Linked DNA regions of Homo sapiens: regions 1 and 2 are each linked to region 3. A link is a loop called in an ENCODE intact Hi-C map of the cell type or tissue named here. Cell type or tissue: ascending aorta. All regions are shown on one strand.

Region 1 (8,000 bases), 820 kb after region 3:
CAATAGCATTGAATATGTAGATTGCTTTTGGAAGTATGGCCATTTTAATGATATTGTTTTAATCCATGAGCATGTAATGTTTTTCCATTTGTTTGTATCATCTGTGATTTCTCTCAGTAGTGTTTTAAAGTTATCCTTGTAAAGATATTTTACTTCCTTGGTTATATGTATTCCTAGGCTTTCTTGTGGCTATCATAAATTAAACTGCATACTTGATTTGACTTGATTCAAGCTTGCAGCTTGAATGTTATTGGTGTATCGGAATGCTACAGACTTTTGTACATTGATTTTTGTATCCTGAAACTTTACTAAAGTCATTTATCAACTCTAAGAGCTTTTTGGAAGATTTGTTAGGGTTTTCTAGGTATAGAATTATATCCTCCACAAAGAGAAATAGTTTGACTGCTTCTTTTCCTATTTGGATGTCTTTTATTTATTTATCTTGCTGTTTGCTCTGGCTAACACTTCCAGTACTATGTTGAACAGGAGTGGTGACAGTAGGCATCTTTATGTTTTTCTAGTTCTCAAGGTTTTTTTCTCATTCACTGTGATGTTGCCTGTGGGTTTGTTCCACAGGCAATAAAAGCTAATATAAGATATTACCTTTTATTAATTTAAAAATTAATATCTTATATTAGCTTTTATTAATTAATAAAAGCTAATAAAAGCTAATATAAGATAGCTTTTATTAATTTGAGATATATTCTTTTGATGCCTAATATGTTGAGAGTTTTTAACATGAAGGGATGTTAGATTTCATCAAAAATGTTTTCCACATTTATTGAGATGATTATATGGTTTTTGTTTTTAATTCAGTTTATGTGGTGAATCACATTTATTGACTTGTGTATGTTGAACCAAACTTGCAGCCCAGGAATGAAGCCTACTTGATCACAGTAAGTTAAAATTTTTATGTGTTTTTAGATTTGGTTAACCAGTAACTTGCTGAGGATTTTTGAGTTTATGTTCATCATGGAAATGGGCCTGTAGTTTTTCATTTTTCATTGTTTCTTTGCCAGGTTTAGGTATTAGGGTAATGATGGCTTCATAGAATGAGTGAGGGAGGAGTCCTTCCTACTCAATTTTTTGGAATAGCTTCAGTAGAATTGGTACCAGCTCTTCTTTGCATGTCTGGTAGAATTTGTTTATAAATCTATCTGGTCTGGAGCTTTTTTATATGTTAGGTTTTTTTATTCCTGTTTCAGTTTCAGAACTTGATGTTGGTGTGTTCAGGGTTTCAATTTCCTCAATTCAATCCTGAGAGATTGTGTGTTTCCAGGAATTTATCCACTTCCTCTAGATTTTCTCGTTTGGGTGCATACAGATGTTCATAACAGTCTCTGAGATCCCTTGTATTTCTGGGGGATTGGTTCTAATGTCACCTTTGTTGTTTTTGATTGTGCTTATTTGGATCTTCTGTATTTTTTTTTCTTTGTAGCTAGAATTCTGTTGATCTTGTTTGTCCTTTCTGTTGATTATTTGTATGAATTTTGGGTTCTCAATTTCTCTGCGTTCTGCTCTGATTTTAGTTATTCATTTTTTTCTGTTAGTGTTAAGGTTAGTTTGTTCTTGTTTTTCTGGTTCTTCTAGGTGTGATGTTAGATTGTTAACTTGAGATCTCTCTTTTTGATGGTAGGCACTTGCCATGATAAGCTTTCCTCAGCATTACTTTTGTTGCATCAGAGATTTCTGGTATGTTGTGTCTCTGTTTTCATTTATTTCAAATAATTTTTTTGATTTATGCATTTTTTTTTGTTTACCCAAAAGCCATTCAAAAGCAAGTTATTTAATTTCCATGAAATTGTGTGGTTTTGAGAGCTGTTCACGGTATTGACTTCTATTTCTATTATACTGTGATTTGAGAGTATGGTTGGTAAGATTTTGATTTTTTGAAATTATTGGGGCTCACTTTATGGCTGAGAATGTGGTTGATCTTGGAGTATGTTTTTTGTACATATGAGAAGCATTTATACTCTGTGGCTAATGGGTGGATGTCTGTTTGGTCCAATTAGTCAAGTGTCAAGTTTAATTCCAGATTTTTGTTGTTAGTTTTCACACGTCTAATGCTATCAGTCTAATGCTATTTTTCTAGTGCTATCAGGGGAATGTTAAAGTCCCTCACTACTATTGTGTGACTGTCTAAGTCTTTTCATAGGTCTAAAAGTACTTGTTTTATAAATCTGAGGGCTACAGTTTAGGTAAATATATTTTTAGGATAGTTAAAAATACTGTGTTGAATTAACAGTTTATCTTTAGGTAATGCCCTTATTGGTCCTTTTTTACTTTATTTGCTTGAAGTATGTTTTATCTGATACAAGAATAGGGACCCCTGCTCTTTTTTATTTTCTGTTTGCTTGGTAAATCTTTCTTCAATTCTTTACTTTGAGCCTATGGGCACTGGTACGTATGAGATGAGCTTCTTAAAGGCAACAGAAAAATAGGTTTTGTATTCTTTATCCAACTTGCCATTCTGTGCCTATTGCGAGGGGCATTTAAATCACTTACATTCAAGATTAATATTATTATGTGAGGTTTGATACTATCGTGAAGTTGTCAGCTGATTGCTTTGTAGTTTCTATTGCGTGTTTGCTTTATAGGGTTTGTGGGCTATGTTCTTAAGTGTGTTTTTGTGGTAGTAGGTATTGTTCTTTCATGTCCATGTTTAGAACTCCCTTAAGGATATCTTGTGAGGCTAGTCTAGTGGTAATAAATTCTCTTACTGTTTGCTTATCTGGAAGATTTTATTTCTCCCTTGCTTATGAAGCTTAATTTAGTAGAATATAAAATTCTTGGTTAGAATGTTTAATTCTTTAAGAATGCTGAACATAGAACGCCAGTCTCTTCTGGCTTGTAAAGTTTCTGCTGAGAAGTATGTTTTTAGCCAGATGGGTTTCCCTTTGTACATGATATGTTTTTTTTGTCTAGCTGTTATTAAGATTTTTTTCTTGAGTATCGATCTTGGAAAGTCCAGTAACCATATGCCTTGGTGACATTCATTTTGTATAGTATATCGCAGGTGTTCTCTGGATTTCTTGTATCTAGTGTCTACATCTCTAGCAATATTAGGAAATTTTTTTTGAATTATTTCCTCAAATATATTTTTGATTTGGTTTACTTTTTCTCTCTCTCTTTCAGAAATTCCAATAATGCATACGTTTGGTCATGTTATATAATCCCATGTTTCTCAAAGGCTTTTTTAACTTTTTTTAAATTTTTGTCTGACTGGGTTAGATCAAAGATGGATCTTTAAACTCTGAAATTCTTTCTTTTACTTGGTCCAGTCTATTAATAAAGCCTTAAATTGTATTTTGAAATTCCTTAAGTGAGTTTTTCAATTCCAGAAGCTCTAGTTGATATTATTAAAGATGTTTATCTCTTCCTACATTTCCTTGATTGCTTTAGAAGTTTCTTTGTGTTGATTTTCCAGCTTCTCTTGGATCTCCTTGAGCTTCCTTTCAATCCACGCTTTGAATTCTTTATCTGTAATTTCTGAGTTTTCATTTGGTGAGGGATCATTACTGGCGAGCTAGTGCAATCATTTGGTGGTATCACTACATTCAGATTCTTCATAGTGCCAGATTCTTAAACTGGTTCCTTTTCTTCTAGAGATGCTGGCATTTCTAGTTTTGTAATTATTTTCATGCGGGTAGAAGTTTTGCTTTTTCTTTCTTTCCATATAATATTTTTTCTTTCCGTTTTTCTTTATCTTCTTCCCTAGGGCATGTGTCTGTAGAGAATACTGGTTAGGGTCTATGGGCTTTGCTTCTATAGCCCTATGCACTTCTCTTAGCATTTTTCATGTTGGGCTGTGAAGTTTAACTTACAAGCCAGTAGATGGCGCTTATAGGTAACAGCAAGTTGCAGCCAATGTGGCTGGGTATATACTTGATCCTTGTTTACCAGGAGAAGCTTTCCGCTGTCTCAGGCAATGGACTAATTCATGGAGTGTACTGTAGTCTGAGCTCCCTGATCAGCCGCGGGGAGGTGAGGGTAAAGATGGGTTGGATCAGACGAGGCAGTTCTGTCTACAGGTTCCCTGGTGGCAGGCACACGCTCCAGCCCTGAAAGAGAATTCAGTGGGAAATCAATAGGTGCCCAGAGATGTGCCTAGGCATGGAGCTGGGAAACCTCCTCAGCCTCAAATTATATACAGGGGTATGAGGGGCAGCCTAAACTCTCAATCCAGGAGACGATGTGCTCCAGATGCCTGGAGATCTGCCTGTGTGGACAAGAGAGAGCTCCCCTGCACCAGGATCACTGCATAGGTAGAGTGGAGCAGCTCAGGCTGATGTTCCATCTGGCACTCTCATGCTTGGAGATCTGCCAGGGCATGGAGCAAAGAGGGCTCCCCCATACCAAGATCTCTGCACAAGAAGAGTGAGATGACTTAGGCTGCTGAACCAGGCAAGCAAGTGCTCTGAATGCCTGGAGATATATATTTTTTTACTGTGTATATATGTATTAATGGTATCTATATATATATATTTTTACTTTTGAGTTAATTGAGTTCTTTGTATATTCGGGATATTAGTCCCTTGTTGGATGAATAGTTTGCAAAGCTTTCTCCCATTCTGCAGATTGTTTCTTTACTCTGTTTATTTGTTTATGTCCTCTCCGATTTCTTTCATCAGTGTTTTGTAGTTTTCCCTGTAGAGATCTTTTACCTTCTTGGTTAAATTTATTCCTACGTATCTTTAAATAGCTATTTAAAATAGGATTGCCTTATTTAACTTTTCTCTCAGCTAGTTCATTATTGGTGTATGGAAATACTACTGATTTTTGTATGATGATTTTGTATCCTGAATTACTAAATTTATTAATCAGTTCTAACGGTTTTTTTGGTTGAACCTTTTTTTTTCCCCTAAATTTGAGATTATATTTTCTGCAAAGAGGGCCAATTTGACTTCTCTTTTCTAATTTAGATGACTTTTACTTCTTTCTCTTGCCTGATTGCTCTGGCTAGGACTTCCACTACTATGTTGATAGGAATGGTAAAAGTAGGCATCCATTACTTGTTCCAGTTCTTGGAAGGTTTTCAGCTTTTCCCCATTCAGTATGATTTTAGCTTTGCATTTCTCATATATGGACTTTATCATGTTGAGGTATGTTTTTACTATGCCTATGTTGTTGAGAATTTTTATCATAAGTAGATGTTGTATTTTATCAAATGATTTTTCTGTGCCTATTGATATAATCACATGGTTTTTGCCCTTTATTCTGTTGATGTAGTTTATCACGTTTTATAGATTTGTGTATGTTGAACAATCCTTGCATCCCTGGGATAAATCCTACATTGTCATGGTGTATTATCTTTTTGATGTGCTGTCAGATTCAGTTTGTGTATATTTTATTGGGAATTTTTCCATCTGTTTATCAGGGACATTGGCCTGTAAGTTATTTTTGTCGTTGTGTCCTCGCCTGGTTGTGGTAGCAGGGTAATGCTGGCCTTGTAGAATGAGTTGGAGAGAATCCCCTACTCTTTAAATTTTTGAAATAGTTTGAAGAGAATTGTTATTAACTCTTTATAAGTTTGGTGGAATTTTGCAGTGAAGCCATCTGGTCCTGGACATTTATTTTTACTTATTTAATCATATTACTCATTATTGATCTGTTTGTATTTCTTCCTGATTTAATCTTGGTAGGTGGTAAGTGTCTGCAAATTTATCAGTTTCCTCTAGCTTTTCCGGTTTGTTAATGTATAGTTGTTCATAATAATCTCTGATAATATTTTATACTTCTATAGTGTAAGTTGTAACACCTCTTTTTTGTTTCTGATTTTATTATTTTGGTCTTCTCTCTTCTTTCTTGGTTAGTCTACCTGTTTCTCCATTTTTCTACACCTTCATAAAACCAAGTTTTCATTTCACTGATTCTTTGTACTGTTTTTGTTGTTTCTATTTTGTTTAGTTCTGCTGTGATCCTGATTTATTTTGTTCTACTAAGTTTGGCATCTTTTTGCTTTTCTAGGTTTTCGAGGTGCATTGCTAGACTTTTTATTCAAAATCTTTCTAACTTTTAAATGCATGCATTTATTGCTATAAACATCCCTCTTAGCACTGCTTTTGTTGTATCCCATAGACTTTACTATGTAATGTTTTGATTTTTGTTTGTTTCAATAAATTTTTTGATTTTCCCTCTAATTTCTTCATTGTCCCAATGGTCATTCAGAAGCAAGTTGTTTAATGTTCATATATTTTTACTGCTTCTAAAGCTCCTCTTATTTTGACATCTAGTTTTATTCCATTGTGATATGAGAAGATACTTGATATGACTTCAGATTATTTTTTAATTTGTTGATAATTGTTTTGTGTCCAAACATACAGTCTGTCTTAAAGAATGTCCCATGTACTGATGAGAAGAGGGTATATTTTATAACTGTTGAATTAAGTGTTCTGCAAATTCCTGTTAGGTCTATTTGTTCCTAAGTGCAATTCAAATCCAATGTTTTTCATTGATTTTCTTTCTACATAATCAGTCCTATGCTAACAGTGGGGTATTGAAGTCCACAACTATGATTATATTGGAGTTTGTCTCCCTTTAAATTTAAGGGAGGTTTTGTATTTGCTTTGTATGTCTTGGGGGTCCTGTATTTAGTGCATATATGTTTACGGTTATTATATCTTCTTGCTGAATTGTTACTCTTATCATTATGCAATGACCTTCTTTGTCTCTTCTTACTTTTTTGACTTAAAATACATTTCATTTTATACGAGTATAACTACTCCTGCTTGTTTTTGATTTCTCTTTGCATGGAATTTCTTTTTCCATCCATTTACTTTCAGCCTATGTTTGACTTTATAGGTAAGATAATTTTCTTCTAAGCAACATATGGTTGAGTCACTTTTTAAATCCATTCTGCCAGTCTTTTATATGAAAAGTTTATTTACATCCAAGATTATTATTGATATGTGAAAAGTTTATTTACATCCAAGATTATTATTGATATGTGAGACCTTTTTCCTGTTATTGTTTATTAAATCAATTACTAAAATCAATTTTATTAATTGATTTCTGATTGTTTTGTGTATCTGTTGTTTCTCTCTCTCTCTCATCGTTCTTCCTTGTTTATTGGTTTTCTCTAGTGAAAACATTTGAGTCCTTTCTTTTCATAATTTGTGTGTTTGCTCTATCAGGATGTTTTATACTTTTGTGTGTTTTCATGATGATAGATATTGTCCTTTTAAAGCCTAGAACTCCTTTATGTATTTCTTGTAGGGCCAGTCTTGTAGGGTTGGATTTCTTCAGCTTGTGTTTGTCTTGGAAAGACTTTATTTATGTATTCTTTTTCATTTACGAAAGCTAACTTTGCTGGGTATAGCATCCATGACTGATAGTTCCTTTCTTTTCTTCTCTTTACTTTTATTTTATTTAATTTTCTGTTCTGTTCTGCTCTTCAAGCACTTTGACTATATAATCCCATTCTCTCCTGGCCTGTAAAGTTTCTGCTGAGCAATCCACTGTTAGTCTGACGAATATTCCTTTGTAAGTGACAAAACATTTTTCTTTTCCTGTTTTTAGAATTCTCTCTTTGTCTTTTACCTTTGACTGCTTGACTATGATATGTCACATGGAAGGCTTTTTGGAATTGTATCTGTTTGGGATCTCTAAATTTTCTATATCTGAATATCTAAATCTTTTTCTAGACTTTGGAAGTTTTCCTCTGTTATTTTTGAAAAGGCTTTCCTTCCCTTTTGTATTCTATTCTTCTGTGACACCAGAAACTCAAATATCTGGTTGCTCTATTGTGTACTACATGTCATGTGAGCTTTGATTATTCTTTTTCTTTTATTTATTTATTTTTGTCTGACTGGATCATTTCAAAAGATCTTTCTTCAAGGCTTGAAACTCTTCTACTTGATCTAATGTATTACTAAAGCTTTTGAGTGCATTTTGTATTTCTTTCAATAAATTCTTCAGTTCCAGAATTTCTGTTTGGTTCTTTTTTATGATATCTATCACTTTGGTAAGTTTCTAATTCATATCGAATTAAAAAATATTTG
Region 2 (8,000 bases), 480 kb after region 3:
TCTCTAAAAACTCTTGCTTTTCTGCAAACAATGTTTTGCTTACTCTTTCACCACACATGATCCCAGTTACCTAGGAATGACTTGTTACATAAGGGATTGCCATTGTGTGTTTGCATGGTGGAACCTTGTGCTTCAAAGATGTGGGATCTTAGGCATCTCAAGAGGATACAAACATTCTATTCTAGTAAAAGGTATAGTAAAGGTGCCTGATGGGATGCCTGTTCCGAGAAACAAGAGTCCATGGCTTACCTTTGTATTTACTGTCAACATGTAAATCAATTACATTTCTGTGAATTAAAATCAGCCATTTCTAGAGACTGAACTATAATGATGTTTACATAGAAGTTTATCTCAAATCTGACAGTAATCACAGTCCAAACATAATGCACTTCTAACTTCTTGTAGAGTGGGTGTCTGTTTTTAAGAACCAATAAATGGATTGCAAGCCTTTTGTTACAGATCACACAAATAGAATCAAGTACTACCTGATGGCAGTGATATTTTCAGCATTTTGTTCTACAATTTAATGCTTCAATCTCTTTTTTTTTTGAAAACAGTAGCAATGGCTTTATCAGTTGAACAACCAAGTTAGGGCTAAATATAATTTTAAAAATATGCAGAGATACATGAGAAAACATAGCACATACATGAAACATCCTCATGCATTTATACCATTTACTATATACACAAATATACTAGACAAACACTTCCAAGCCACAAAGGATAGGTAGTATATAAGCACAAATGTAAACAATGCCACATGTAAGAGCCAGTGATTTCCACATGTACAAGTGCTCCCATTTTAAAGAATGAAAACAAAAAAAATTCTTGATTATGATGCTCCCCCTTCCCCCCAGATGACCACACCCCAAACACTTCCCTGTCCCCTTTCTCCTCCTCTGCAATGAATGAAAGAGAAAGGATGGGAGGTTGAGGAGTAGAAGGCTACGGGCTGGGCTACAAGGGAAGTGTCTCCCCTGAAGGCAGGAAGTTTTGCGTGTTAGGCACTAACACACAGATACGTACACACTTCAGGATGTAGCTTAACAGGTGTCAGGAAACAAAGCAAGTTACTCCATGGCCACTCCAAGCCGCCAGCTAGCTGGAGAGGCTGAAAGAGATGGGTACTGCAGCACATGTATGCCCGACAAAATATCAATTGCACCACATCCCCCCTCAAACACACACTCACAAAAGAGCACAAACTCCCAGCAATGCGAACTTTCCCTAGTGGAGCTATCTCCCTACCAGGGGAGAGAGACTAGAAACCAAACCAACGAAGATGCTTCCAAACACAGCAGCTTGCTTCATTCCGGGACACAAACGACACTGACATGCTGGTCACACGGAAGCCCCAAGCCCTTGTGGACATGCTTTGTGATTGGTGTTATTGCTTCTGTTTGTTTTGCTTTCCCTCATGATTATCAGGAGTAGCAATATCTGTCAGTCCCCTCAGAAATACAGGGAGGGTGGCGGGGCCTTTGAGAAGTGTAACAACTAAGAAGGGGAAATGGGGAACAAAAAAAGCATGCAGCATGTTGAAACCTGCCTCCAAGTTGAGAGGATGGAGCCCAGTAACAAGGATAATGGAGAGCCAACAGGAGGAGAAAGGAGCATGTGTACGTGTGTGTGTTTGTGTGTGTAAAAGGTAGACCTCTGTGGATAGGAAATCTAAGAGGAGGGGGCAAGGAAGGAACGGAGAAAAGGCAGGCGAGGAAGTTCCAGGATCGGGGGAGTGGAGACCACCAGCGCAGCATGGCAGACAGCAAAGAGAAGGCAGCTGGAGGAGTCCAGAACAGGAGAGGGAGCCTACCCGCCTTGGAGTGGGGGCCTTCTGGCATTATTTCAGTGGCTGCAATATACCCAGCACCCCTCACTCCTTCTTCTCGAGGGTCTCTTTTCTGTCCCCCAGCAGAGAAAGCACTGCCTCCTTCAATTACATATATATGTGCATATGTAATATATAATCACACACGTGAAAACACACACACCATACATACTTACATTAAAAATGGAATCAAGCACCATCTACCAAGCAATAGAGTTAACTCCTTAAACACCCACCACCCTTTCCAGCCTGATTTTTTTTTTCCTCCAAAGCGATGGTTCCTCCATTTCACATGCTCTTGCCTGGAGTGCGAGTAGGGTATGTGTGCGTGTGTGAACACTTCCCCTCTGCCCCTCATCCGATCAGGAGAAGCCCCCTCCTCTGGCTGTAAGCCCAAGTCTCCCTTCTGTTACCGCAGCACAGCTTTAGGGAGCCAAGCAAAACAGTCAGTACCGGGGAGGGGGTACACAACCCCTATCCCCAAAAAAATCCCTGGCCAGACCCAGAAAGTCCCTCCCCAGGCTGCCCCCTCACTCACCGATCTGGATATTGTTGGGGAAATTGGCACCTACTACCGCGCCTAGGAAACCGGTGCAGAAGAAGGCAAAAATGTGCTGCATATTCCTTTTTGCATTGGCGAAAAAGAAGCCCAGGTCCAATCATAGATTTGGTGTTTCCCCCCCTTTCCCTTTATTCTTCTCGCTGTTCTGCCTGTTCTTTTCCTCCTGCAGTTCCTTCCTTGCTTGCTTGCTTCCTTCCTTTCGTGAGGTTTGTCTGTTTCCCTTGGAATCCGAACACTTAAACTGCAGCGTTAACACCAACTGACAGCCAGATTAACTGAGCACGGGAAAAGAAGCCCGTCCTCATGCTAGCTGGAGCGCTGGCTCCCCCACTCCCTCTCCTCTCCCCTCGCAGCCTGCCTCTCTCTCCCTCCCTTGCTCTCTCTCGCTCTCCCCCTCACACTCACACAGGCAGCAAGCTCTATGCTAATACCCACCGAGCTAGCTTGGAGTTCCACAGCCGACCTCCCTACCTGTTCCCCCTTCCTCCCATCCTCACCTTATCCTCCTTTCTGTGTGTGCAGAAAGGTGGAGGTGGGGGTGTGTGACACGTGGCACTTGGTCCTGAAAGGGGCAACCCCACAGTCCTCTTTACCCTCCCCTGCCTTTCTGAGCTCGGTCTGCCCGCTCCCCCAGCCCCCAGGCTGAAGCTGCTGGGAATGTGGGTTCAGCTGTAAGTCAGTAGGTGGCAGGGGGTCCCCACAATAGTCCTCAATCCACCAGCTGCTTGATCTAGGTCACTTTTTCTAGGAGTGCATGGGCTGCGCTGGATATATCTCCTGCACTCCACTGGCCCAATTATTCCTACAACTAATTCCTGAGGGAAAGACCCTAGAAATCCCTCCTAGGAAATTTAAAGGAAAAAAAAAAAAAAGCTTTCTCTCTCCTAATGGAAGGAATGACAGATAGACAAACAAGGGAGGATCTGGAGTGACTGGCAGGTATTTTGACCAGGTATTTGACAGTCCCTGTCTACCTTTACAAGTGAAACGGTGGTCTCTTTTCAATCCTAGGCATTTAAAATGGGCCCCCTTCTCTCTTTCCCTGCATTCCACAGGAGTCTATAGCATCAGAATCGTGTGGGTGTACAATAAAGACTAAGGATACTTACACAGAGCAATTACATGAGTCATTTTGCAGGGATTCTAGTGAGAGGATTCAAGCTTCTTTCAGGTCTTTCTGGATGCTGGTCATGTCTGGTGTAAGCTGGAACTTCATAGACTCTCCTAGACCAGGGCTTCTGCTGAAATAACCTGTAGAGAGATCAGCTGTGTTCAGGATAGTAGTGTTAAATGCAAAGCAGCAGCCACTAGCCGCCACAGAATACAGTTTTTGAAGGAACTTTACAGATTTTTATCCATCTATCTTCACTCCAAACCTGTAAAGTGGCCATGAGCCCTGTTTTACAGATGAAAAAGATAAGACTTCTGGGATTAAGTCATAAAGACACAGACCTACTAAGATGTACAGTACAACCTACAAACTTGAGTGCTTTGGCCGTTACCAGTTGACTTACTGCCCTGGCCAGGACTCCTGTCCAACAGGAGATGATCCAGGAAAAGGAAAGTCAACTTTGTCTTTAGTAAGAAAGAAATAATAGACTTTGGACTCCATTTTGCTTTGCCATATGAATAGGCCATTTTATCCACAGACTCTTCACTTCCCTCACCAGGACTGTATATCATGTGGACTTGAGTGACAGCTACAAGGACTGGGATTTGTAAAAAATATCTGACCATGTACAATGAAGCCCCAAAATAGGAACAACTTGGAGGTCAAATGCTTTGTGATTTCCTATGCACTTTCACATATATTAATTAATTAGCTAAAATAATTTTTAAGGCTAATGTTTATTCACTATTTTGAATGTGCCAGGTACCATGCTAAGAAATGCACCTGCATCATTTATTTGTACAATACCTGTGTAGGTAGCCTCATGCCCATTTTATAGATGAAGAAACAGAGGTCTAAAAACTCACCCCAAGTTTTCACTGCTAATGAAAGAGATTGGGCATTTAAACACAGTAAATGCCACCATCAGGCCCCAGCTCTTAACTCTTAGGCTCTAATAACAGCAAGCACTGGGTAGGAACCTTCTAAAGGAAGAATAAGCATCAGCATAGGAAGATGAGAGAACAGAATCAGGAAAGATCACTTCTAAGGTCTCTGCCAACATTAAGAGTCTCTGATTTAATGATTCCATCTTTTAATTTCTCCATTTTCAGTTTTTGTATCTTACTACTTTGAATAGTACCTGGGGATCTTTTAGGTTCCCTAAGCTTTGTGCCTGGTAATAATAATAATTAGGCTGTCATTAAAGGCTTCACACCTTGCAATCACCTTTTAGAGGAAGCTCTTTAGACCCTTTACAAGCAAAACCTCAATGTCCCCCTGCATTAGGTAAGATTTGTTTTGCATACTTTGTAGGGAGGGGACTTTTAAGGGAGTCAAAAAGATGAATTTTCCATGGTCATTATAAATCATATAGTCAAGCAGATCTTCCTAAAACAGAGGTCTACGTCATTGCCCTGCTCAAGTATGGTCAATAGCTCCCCTTGGTCTATTAAATACATAGTTGTTCACTGATTAAATATAGAACTTACATATTTCAAGTGTAGGCATCTAGGTCAAACTACATTAGGTTCAATGTTTATTCCATGTTTCTTTATAATTCTCTTCATTTCAAATGTTGGTGGGGAACCTATTCTGTATCTCACAGGGTGCCAGGTGCTGGGCAATATGAAGAGGAATCAGACACAGTCTCTGCCTCAAGGCAGGTGAATGTGGCAGAAGAAGAAGACAGACGAACCCGGACAACTGTCACCCAGAAAGACCATGACAAGTGCTCTAAAAGATGTAAACACAGCAGCGGGGGAGCAAAGAAGGATGCAATCAGTGTGTCTGTCTGTGGGGATCCAGCAAGGCTTCAAAAGAACTGAGCCGTGAAGGATGAGGAGATTATAGGCAGTAACTGAGGACTGGGAAGGACATGCAAACCAAGGAAAGAGCCCCAGCAAAGGCTGGGGGCAGGAAAGAATGCCACGTGCTCTGTTAGCCTGGAGCCGGCAGTGCATAACTGGGAAGAGTGTACTGGGGAACTTGGAACTTAGAGGAAGTCAGTGTCAGGATTTGGAACCCACTGAATTCCTGGTGGACCATGATGAGCCATGGGGGCATTTTTAGTATGCTAGTTACAATAGCGGGCATGTGCATGAGAAAGAAAAGATTGACCACTGGTAGAAGGTGATTTTCTCATTTCCTCATCCTCAAAGGTTAGAACTACCTACCAAACAGCTTCATTTCCCTAAATAACTTATTTGACGTCATCCTTTATTAGCTCATCATGCTGTCTCTCTTTAGAGTCCCCAGTCCTATTTGCCATTCCCAAAGTGGCAAAGTCTTCAAAGTGGCTACATGATTAGCTTAAGACAGTGGTTCTCAACTGACAGCAATTTTCTCCCCCAGGGGATATTTGGCAAAAATGTCCAGAGATGTTTTTTGTTCTCACAATTATGGAATTGTACCCCTGGAATCTCATGGGTGAAGGCCAGGGATGCCACTAAACATCCTACAATTCACAGAGCATCCACCCCACAAAAAAGAATTATCTGGTTCCAAATATAAATAGCATTGAGGCCAAAAAACCTTCCTTAAGGGGACTAGTGATTGGCATGCCAGGGACTGGGCACCAGGACCCTGCAGCGTCCCTCCCATTATATTACACTGAAGAAAAATTAAGTTGATTATCTTTTAAGACTTTTCATATTTTAAAGTGGGATATCTGAAGATGGGTGCTCATTAAAGTCCAGCAGTTAAGTATCTAATGGAGGAACTCCAGGTGGCTGACATCCCATTGGAAAAGCCTCCAAATGCTGCTCAAATTGTGCTCTAGAGACAGCATGGCACCTACTCCTCAAATTAATTATGACCCATCCCAGCTCATATTTTTGGCATACTTTAAGTCCTCTTACCATGTAGCCAAAACAGTCTAAGATTTACTTATTTTGGCTTTGTTTTGACACCGCAAATCAAGGAGAATGGTGTTGGACAGGGATTACAAATGCAAATGCTTCCTTGAGCCAGGCAGGGAAATGAATGAAGTGAGCCAAGTTGGGGAGAATGGGGAAGACAAACGGAACTAGAGAGACTGTGCCCTGTTAAAGGTGGCCACAGGGACTCAATAGGCAGCAGATTATTACCATGAGGAATTGTAGGCCTAGAGTGGCTAGATCCTCAGATTCTTTTCTCAAGGAAAAGTAGAAATATGGAATATATATATATATACACACACATATATGGGATATGGAATATAGTGACTTAGGGAAAAAAGGGGTAGGGTAAGAGTAGTGCCTCTGAGCTTGATCTGACTGACAGGCCACGGAGTGCCAGTGGAATCCTGGAGACAAGAGTCCAACCACTTCTCATGCCCAGTATCAATTTAGGGGCCAAGTCCATTTCCTCTACAAGACTGTTTCCTCATCTATTAAATGACAAGATTAGATGTGGTGATGGCTACAGACCCTTCTGGTTCTGACACTCTGTAACTCCATTTGACAGCAGGGGCTGGGGTAAGGGAGAGAAAGGACAGATGTCAGGTCTGGGGAGGCCCATTCTCTCCTCTACCTCCTATTACCTGTGATAGTGGTATTGGCAAGTTCCTTCCCTTCTTGGACTAGTTTCTCCATCTGCAAAATATGGGTGTTTCACCAAGGTTTCTTCTGGCTTTAACATTTTAGGTTTCTAGTGTAAAGCAATTCAAGGGGGTGGGGGGACCATCAAATTTATGATCTAAGAACAGATTGCTGACAGCTAACCAACTGGCAAAAATGCAATCAGAGAGAGGGTGCCTCTGTGGCTTTAGAAAGGCCTTATTTTTAAAGATGTTTTAAAAAATAATAATGATAATATTTTTTCATGTTTTCTAGCACAATTCATACAGAAGGCTCCAAAATAATCCACAGACTGTGTGTGTGGTGAGAACACACCCCAAAGAATGTAATTACCCACCCTGGAGTTCTGCCAGGTTTAACAGCATTTTCTATCTGCTTTTTTTTCTTCTTCTTCTTTCAGTCTTCCCTCCCCTCCTCACACAAATGACAGCATTTTCATAAGCTCTCAGCATTACTAGGTAATTAGGGAGCCATGCAAGTTCTGGAAAACACCCTGGGGCAGGATCAGTGCCTGAAAAAAAAAAAAAAGTCTATTCCACGATTCCATGGGGAAGCTTCTACGCAGCACCATTGTTACTGGTAGAAATTGGAGGCACTGACTATTCCTTTAAATCAGCAATGCCTTCAGAGAGGCCACCTGGGCCACACTCACATGGGCGGGTGGCCACCATGCAGCATTGGCACCAGCTCTCCTGAGAGGCCCTGCAGCTCATCTGGCCCTAGTCTAGGAGACAATAGAGCCAGACCTTCACCGCCATCCTCCCCAGATGGGTGGTTCTGGATGAGCTATTTAACCCCTTTGTCTCAATGTCTTCATCTGGGAAGTGGGGATAATGAGAGGTTATACTTTGTGGGGCTAGAGAGGGCATTAATGACATGCTCCATGTGAAGGGACTGGTGAATCTCCAAACACACAGAAATGACTCTGCCAGCCATTCCTGT
Region 3 (8,000 bases):
AGAATTGTATTCACCACACAAATTTCACCACAGGCCCTGTTCTTGCAGATCACTTCTCAAAATTAGTTCCTTTTTCATGAAAGTTTCTTTGAGAAAGCACTATCTGAACCCATTAGATAACGAAGTCACCATTGCCCACAATTGCTCGGTGTTTTTAGGGCTCCCTGAGGATGGATATCTGGCTCTCCTTCACTGGCATTTGGTGGGCTTGCCTGCTGGTGATGTCTCAGGTAGACAAGTCTGACTGACCCAAACTACCCACATGCTGTGGCTTGGATGGCCTGTCACCAACCAGCTGCTTTTACAGCATCAGGACCATGGAGCTTGTCCTTGCTTGACTTCCCTCACTCACTCAATGACTCACTCATTGTTTTAGAAACTGTTATTAGCACCTACAAGGTGCTAGACCCTGGAGGGATCCCTGAGGGAATCAGAACCTACTCTTGGACTGGGATCTGTTTGGGTGGATCAGATGAAGACACAGGGAAGGGGGAGAGGACAAAGGGAGGATGCAACCACGGAGAAGGGAAAGCTCATTTCCAGCTGTGGGGATCGGGGGGAAAGGTTGGATGCTGGCGGGGGTGGTCACCCAGGAAAGGTCCACTCACAGCTGGATTTGGGAGGGTGACAAGTAGTAACAGGTAGAGCTTGTGGTTAAGAGTGGGCAGGACTCTCCAGGGCAGTGGCAGCAGGTGAGCCCTTGGCAGGTACCTTGGCCCCCTTGGCCCCTCTCCAGTGGTTGAGAGTGGTGGAGCCCACAGCAGCTGCTGAGATTCTCAGAGCTTGAACGTGGCCCACTCATTTGACCATCAGGACCCAAGGGAGGAAGTGCCCTTCTGTGCTCTCCTCCTCCATGGCCAACACTCTGCAAATTGGTGAGGGAGGAGGAGGCGTTTGCGTCTGGGAATCCGGGAGGGCAGGGTGCGTCGGTCTGTCCTCAGAGTACCCGCAACCTGCGGAGGGACTCACAGCCCTCTGCTGAATGAATGGGTGTTCACTCCTGCTCTGAGCCCTTTTTCTCCCTGCTCTGCTTTCTTTTTATCCAGCGCCTGGTTTTGGCACCTATCCATGGATCTACTGAAAGGTGAGCTACTCTAGACATCATTTTATTTTCATCTGAAGCTCTTGAAGATCAAAAAAACAAGCTGCTTTTCACAAAATCGAAAGAGTCCTGGAATGTCAGAGTTGAATGAGCATTGAGAGGGTGCACTGACATGCAGAATGGTGGCTCCTGAGGCCCTGTGACAAACAGAGGGTGAACCAAGAGTAGAGGCAGGCTTCTATGCAAACATTTCTAGGCGATATTGTAAATAATACAGTTGTGTATCAGAAAGAACAAAGATTCTGAAATCCAGCTTGCTTCATATTCCAGTCTCACCTACAGACTGTGTGAGCTTGGTTAGGATTTTCTCAAGCCTTTGATTCTCTCTCTGTAGAATGATGATGTTGTCTATCTAAAAAGATGATTGTTTTTAAATGAGATAAAGCAGATGAAGGTGCTGTGTGAATTAACACACTGCTGTTGCGTGAGGGAAATGACTCTCCCACCTGGTGTTTTAGACCTGGAGCCTTCTGACCACAGGTTCTCAAGGATTTTTAGTTTCTTGCTTGCTCCACATTCTTTGTCATGTTGCTCTGAAACCTGCCTCCCTGTCACACCCCAACCCTCTCCTACACTGGGTTTTAATATTTTCCTCCTGAGGCTTTCTCTCCCAGATAACCTTAAGTGAGCCACATAAGCTCTCTGAGATCTGGTTTCCACATCTGTAAGACAGGCTAACTCTTTGTTCTCAACTATTTGTTGAGATTTTGCAGATGAAATGAGATAATATATACACATGTACATCATGCACAAGTGACCCTTCACCACTCCGAGTTGGAACTGTGCGGGTCCACTTACACTCAGATGTTCTTTTACCTCCGCCACCTCTTAGACAGCAAGACCAGTCCCTCTTCCTCCTCCTCCTCCTCCTACTCAATGTGAAGATGAGGATAAAGACTTTTATGATGATCAGCTTCCACATAATAAGTAGTAAATATATTTTTTTCTTCCTTAGCTCACTTTAGGGTAAGAGTACAGTATATAATACATGTAATACATAAAAATGTGTATTAATTGGCCAGGCATGGTGGCTCCTGCCTGTAATCTCAGCACTTTGGGAGGATGAGGCAGTCGGATCATGAGGTCAGGAGTTCGAGACCAGCCTGACCAACATGGTGAAACCTTGTCTCTACTAAAAATACAAAAATTAGCTGGGCGTGGTGGCACACACCTGTAGTCCCAGCTACTTGGGAGGGTGAGGCAGGAGAACCGCTTGAACCCGGGAGACAGAGGTTACAGAGAGCCGAGATCGTGCCAATTACTCCAGCCTGGGTGACAGAGAGAGACTCCATCTAAAAAAAAAAAAAAGTATTAATAGACTGTTTATGTTATCCGTATGGCTTCTAGTGAACAGTAGGGTATTAGCAGTTAAGTTTTGGGGGAAGTCAAAAGTTAGACAGAGATTTTTGACTGTTCCTGGGGTTGGCTCCCTAACACCCACGTTGTTCAAGGGTTAACTGTACTGCAAATAATGTACATGTATAGAAGGCGTATAATACATGTATATGTGTTTCATAGCACAGCGCCAGGTAGGGATGCTTATTAAATAGCTTGTATTTCTGATTCCATTTCCCTGTTCACACAAGTCGATATTATTTTTTCACTGGGGGGATTAGAGAAGGTTTCCTGGAGCAGGTGAGAATTGAGCTGGGCTTTGAAGGACTGGAGAATGTTCACAAATATGGAAGAATGAGGGTGTGGTTGGGTGTGGTGAGGGGAGGTTTGGAACAGAAAAATAAGTGGGAAGTCTCAGGTTTGTTTAGGGAATCAAGAAGAGGCCATTTTGGTTCGAGCTGATGGTTCATTGGGGGAACCAGAAAGACATAAATTTGAAAGAATAGATTGCAGTTCTGGAATTAGAAAATATAGAGTTGGAAGTGACCCAGGGGGTCACTGGCCCAATCTTTTATCTGCAGCAGGAATGAGTATGTGCGGCATGGTAGTAATGATAGCCTAGTCTGAGGCTCAACTCTCCTGTGTGTTCTTGGATAAATTACATGTCATCTCTGATCTGAATTTCTCCTCTGTGTGACAGAAATAATAATCCTTGACCAGCCTCCTCTGTTATTGTCATGAAAATTTAGGGAGGTTTGGGCTGAGGATTCATTAAGAAGTTGGGCAAGGGACTCCTTTCTCTTCTCCAAGCCTTGATTTTACTGTCCACACACACACACAAAACAAAGACCCCATCTGCCTCCAGGGTGTAGAGGTTGTGAGTCTAGCCAGGTTATAGGCACCCAGGAGGGGAGAGGAAGGCAACCTGGGAGGGGCCCAGGGGAGTGGAGGGGCTGCCGCTCTAGGCACAGCCAGGATTCTTTCTCACTCTCCCCACGGGCTTCTACTGTGGGGGCTCCTGTGGGTCCCACAGCTGGAATTCTCTCCTTGCTGCCTGCCTCTTCTTGCTGGGATGGGTCACACAGCTCATGGGTGACCAGCTCCTGATCATCCATTCCTGCACAGCCAGCCCCTGGATGCCCTGAAGGAGCTATGCCAGCTTCCCCTCTTCTCTCCATCATCTCCCTCCATCTCCACCCTGACTTTAGTGGCTTCATCTCCTAAGCTCATTCTCAAGGAGAGACCCCATGAGGGCAAGTACCTTACTATTCTGGACACTCCTGCTTTTTCATTTCAGCATTAGCATCACAGTTTCCAAAGCACCCTCCCTGTTGAGAAGCATGCCAGGCAGGACTCCTGGCCACATTTAGTGGGTGGGTAAATGGAGACAGGCCAAGGGAATGCCCCTGGGAGAGACAAAGCTAGACTCCTAGCCTGGTGCTCTCACACGATTCTGGAGGCTCTCAAACTTGGAGGGGCATAAGGATTGGGAGTTTGGTACAACACAGACACCTAGGCTGTCATCCCTAGAGAGCTGATCCACAGCAACATCAGGGGAGCCTGAGCATTTGTGTTTTTGATAGGCACTTGGGGATGGTGACATAAATAAGTTTGAGGACCCCTGCAAAGTACTTCACCTTTGAGATCCCAGGAGTGAGGTGGAGACATCCAGAGGGAAAAGTAACCTTTACGGAGTCACCAACTCTGTCGGGCACTTTATGTGCATTTTCACCATAGAATGAGACACTACTATTCCCGTTTCATATATAAGCAAACTGAGGCCTGGGGAGGTTAAATGGTTTATCCAGTCTCACAGCTGGTAAGTAGAAAAGCTGGGATTTGAACTTGGGTCTCATAGCTCCAGGGCAGCCTAAATTCCTTCTACCTAAACCTTTCCAGTGCAAACATCCCAGGCCCCTTCATCCTCATATCTAAGGCTCCTACCTGTCTTTTCTCTCTGGGGTTAAACATTACTTTCAGATCCCCCAGCCAGTGGGAAAGGTCTCTTTTCTTTGCAATGCTCCTCTTCAGCCAGCAGGTGTCAGCCCTGGACTGAGTATGTGGGTAAGGGGCGTGCAAAGCTAATGGGAGGAACGTAATCATTTGTTTTCCTCTCCCGGTTTTATAGCCCCTCCGTCCCTCCCAAATTCTAGCTATCCTTTTAGATATGTTTTTGCTAAGCTGGTGCTGTTACCTCACAATCTTCCAGGTTGGGATGCCCCAGGAATTCCGAATCCCCTAGAGCCATCCGGTGGTAGATTTGGAAGTAAGCTGCAGCTGTAGTTTACATTTGCCAAGTATATGCTTGGCACCCTGTTCCGAGCTTTCTATGCTTTACCTTGTTCAGTCCTCCCCATCCCCACAAACCTCCCTGGGTTAGGTGCTAGCAATTCACCCGTTTTCTCAGAAGAGGAAACTGGAGCTTTCAGAGGCTAAGAAAGTTGGCCAAGGTCAAGTTGCTGGGTATGTGGCAGAGCCAGGCTTGAACCTAGAAGCTCTGGCTACAGATCTGCGGAGGCGCGTGACCATTACACTCTCTTTTATGCAGATGAGGAAACTGACGTCTCGGCAAGGAAGGGATTTACTCCTGTGGAACCAAGTGCCAGGATGAGAACCCAGGACTTGTTGTAATTCTGGGCCTTCTCTAATTCTTGCCCTTGCCCAGCTGTGGATGAGGGCTTGGGCAGCAGGGAATCCCTGGGGAGGCTCCCCACCTCCCCACCCTCCCCAGGCACCAGCACATCGACCAGACAAAGGATAATTGGTGCATGCTGTGCTCAGAGCCAAGCTGAAGCGGCAGGGTCTCGACACCCCTCCATGCCCGGGGGGTGTGGCATCGCAGAGCAGGGACCTTGTCAGTCCTGTCACCATGCATCGCCAGCTCCTCGCAGGGTCTGGCATGGAGGTAGTGCTCAATTCATATTTATGAGTATGTAGACATTCCTCCTCTTTGGCTTTCTCCCGAGGCCCTGCTCCAGGCTTGCCGCAGGAGAGCATGGGTGGCCCTGAGCCAGCGCATTCCTCCTCTTTGGGGTCCGCTAGCCTTTCTGGGGGCAACTCATTTGGTTTCTTAGCATGAACTACTTGTTCTCCAACTTTCCAGATCGGCCATTTATCTCTCCTGCCTCCACTCTAGACGGCAAGACCCTAGGGGGCAACCTCTCAGAACACCTTATATGCTGCCTGGTGTCTAGCAAAAGATGGAATATAAAATAAACTATTTATGAAAAACTATAATCCATTATTTTATCCAAGCAGTACACATTCATTGTTGCAAAATGGAAAATAAGCTAAGGGAGGAAAATTAAAATCATTCCCATGATAATAGGATCCTTTCCTTCCATGATATTTTAATGGAATTGATTTTTTCCCTTTCTCTTTTTATTGTATAAGAAATACATTTCTTGTACAAGTGTAAAAATTACAGATAAGCATAAGCAAAAATGTTTTAATTTATTGGGAATACCACTTTCTAAACCTGTTAATAGTTCCATTAACAATTGTAATGGTAATAACCACCTCTATTTGTTGAGGGCCTACTATGTAATAGCAGTTTTACATAATTTTTTAGAAGTTTATTGAGGTGTAATTTCCATATATGAAGTCCATCCATTTTAATTCCTTAATCATTTCAATTCAGAGTTTTTTTAGTGAGTTTAAAAAGTTGTGCAACCATCAGCATAGTCCAGTTTTAGAATATTTCTATCATCGCAGTAAAACCCCTTAGGCTCATTTACAGTTAATCCTAGTTCCTACCCTCAGCCCCAGGTGGCCACTAATCTACTTTCTGTCTCTGCAGTTTTCCTTTTCTGGACATTTCATATAAATGGAATAACATACTAGATGGTCTTTTGTGTTTGATCTGTACACTGATGATTTTAGGTTCAGCCTCTCATTTACAGATGAGGAAACTGAGGCTTAGTGAGGACAAGTGATTGCTGGACATAGTTACACAGGGAGAGACTGGGGCTTCCTGGATTCAGCTGAGGTCTGTCTGACTCTCAAGTGTAAACTTGTAGCCACCCTCCTCCACCACCTTGTCACATTACATTACTTTTTATGTTCTAGCTGTTGCAATGATATATTCATATATATTTTTTCTCCCAAAAGGATCAAACTTATACATTCTGTTGCCACTTCTTTTTCATTCAATAATAGATCAATAATAATAACAATGAGTAGGATGTCTCCATGTGAATTAATATACGCCTGCAATACCTAGAGTAGATTTTCGATAAGTACAAGGTAGCAGTTAAGGGTATAGGCTTTGGAACCAGACTGCCTGGATTTAGATACCAATTCTGTCACTTATCAGCCATATGCTGTAGACAGAATGTTTGTGTCCCCCCAAAATCCACATATTAAAACTTAATCCCCAATGTGAGAATACTTGTGGGGTTTTGGGTAGGTAATTGGTTTACGAGGGCTGAGCCCTCATGGATGGGATGAAAACTCTTATAAAAGAGGCTCCAGAGAGATCCCTCTTGTCTTCTCTTCCTCATGTGAGGAAGACACAGCAAGAAGTCGGGTGTCTATGAATCAGGAAGCTGGCCTTCACCACACACTGAATTTGCTGATGTCTTGGTCTTGGACTTCTTAGCCATGAGAACTGTGAGAAAGAAATCTCTGTTGTTGATGCTGGAGAGGATGTGGGGGAAATAGGAATGCTTTTACACTGTTGGTGGGAGTGTATATTAGTTCAACCATAGTGGAAGACAGTGTGGCAATTCATCCAGGATCTAGAACCAGAAATATCATTTGACACAGCAATCCCATTACTGGGTACATACTCAAAGGATTATAAATCATTCTGCTATAAAGACACATGCGTATGTGTGTTTACTGCAACACTATTTACAATAGCAAAGACTTGGAACCAACCCAAATGCCCATCAATGATAGACTGGATAAAGAAAATGTGGCATATATACACCATGGAATACTATGAAACCATAAGAAAAATGAGTTCATGTCCTTTGCAGGGACATGGATGAAGCGGGAAGCCATCATTCTCAGCAAACTAACACAGGAACAGAAAACCAAACACCGCATGTTCTCATTCATAAGTGGGAGTTGAACAATGAGAACACATGGACACAGGGAAGGGAACATCACACACTGGGCCTGTTAGCGGGTTGGGGGAAAGGGGAGGGAGAGCACTAGGACAAATACCTAATGCATTTGGGGCTTAAAACCTAGATGATGGGTTGATAGGTGCAGCAAACCACCATGGCACATGTATACCTATGTAACAAATCTGCACGTTCAGCACATGTATCCCAGAACTCCAAAGTAAAATTATAAATCATGCTGCTATAAAGACACATGCACACGTATGTTTATTGCAGCACTCTTCACAATAGCAAAGACTTGGAACCAACCCAAATGTCCAACAATGATAGACTGGATTAAGAAAATGTGGCAGATATACACCATGGAATACTATGCAGCCATAAAAAAGGATGAGTTCATGTCCTTTGTAGGGACATGGATGAAGCTGGAAACCATCATTCTCAGCAAACTATCACAAAAAACCAAACACCGCATGTTCTCACTCATAGGT

The links. Hi-C counts contacts between places; a loop is a spot of excess contacts. Peaks named below come from ENCODE experiments on the same cell type or tissue, not always from the same donor. Only the 100,000 strongest peaks of a DNase experiment are listed, where the experiment ranks them.
Region 1: a loop joins it to region 3, with 2.4 times the contacts of the local background. A loop is called at or near these places in 11 of 110 quality-filtered maps.
Region 2: it touches region 3 in a loop (3-fold over the local background); 76 of 110 quality-filtered maps call a loop at or near these places.

Annotation. Positions count from the first base shown.
Region 1 is chr5:153,144,400-153,152,399 of GRCh38, reverse strand. No RefSeq gene overlaps it. Among named protein-coding and RNA genes, the nearest start is that of LINC01470, 180 kb to the right of the region's middle. In ascending aorta, a CTCF peak has its summit at 3,820 (motif pointing right); no DNase peak of the experiment used is centred here.
Region 2 is chr5:153,485,337-153,493,336 of GRCh38, reverse strand. GRIA1 (glutamate ionotropic receptor AMPA type subunit 1) reads right to left here and starts at 2,667. Exons shown (of 16, transcript NM_000827.4): 1 at 2,367-2,667. The coding sequence starts at 2,448. In ascending aorta, a CTCF peak has its summit at 3,023 (motif pointing right); no DNase peak of the experiment used is centred here; H3K4me3 peaks cover 3,005 bases.
Region 3 is chr5:153,961,706-153,969,705 of GRCh38, reverse strand. The region is part of intron 1 of LOC107986464 (a long non-coding RNA gene); the gene reads left to right. Among named protein-coding and RNA genes, the nearest start is that of LINC01861, 67 kb to the right of the region's middle. In ascending aorta, a CTCF peak has its summit at 4,480 (motif pointing right); a DNase peak (open chromatin) is centred at 4,475; H3K4me3 peaks cover 614 bases; H3K27ac peaks cover 362 bases.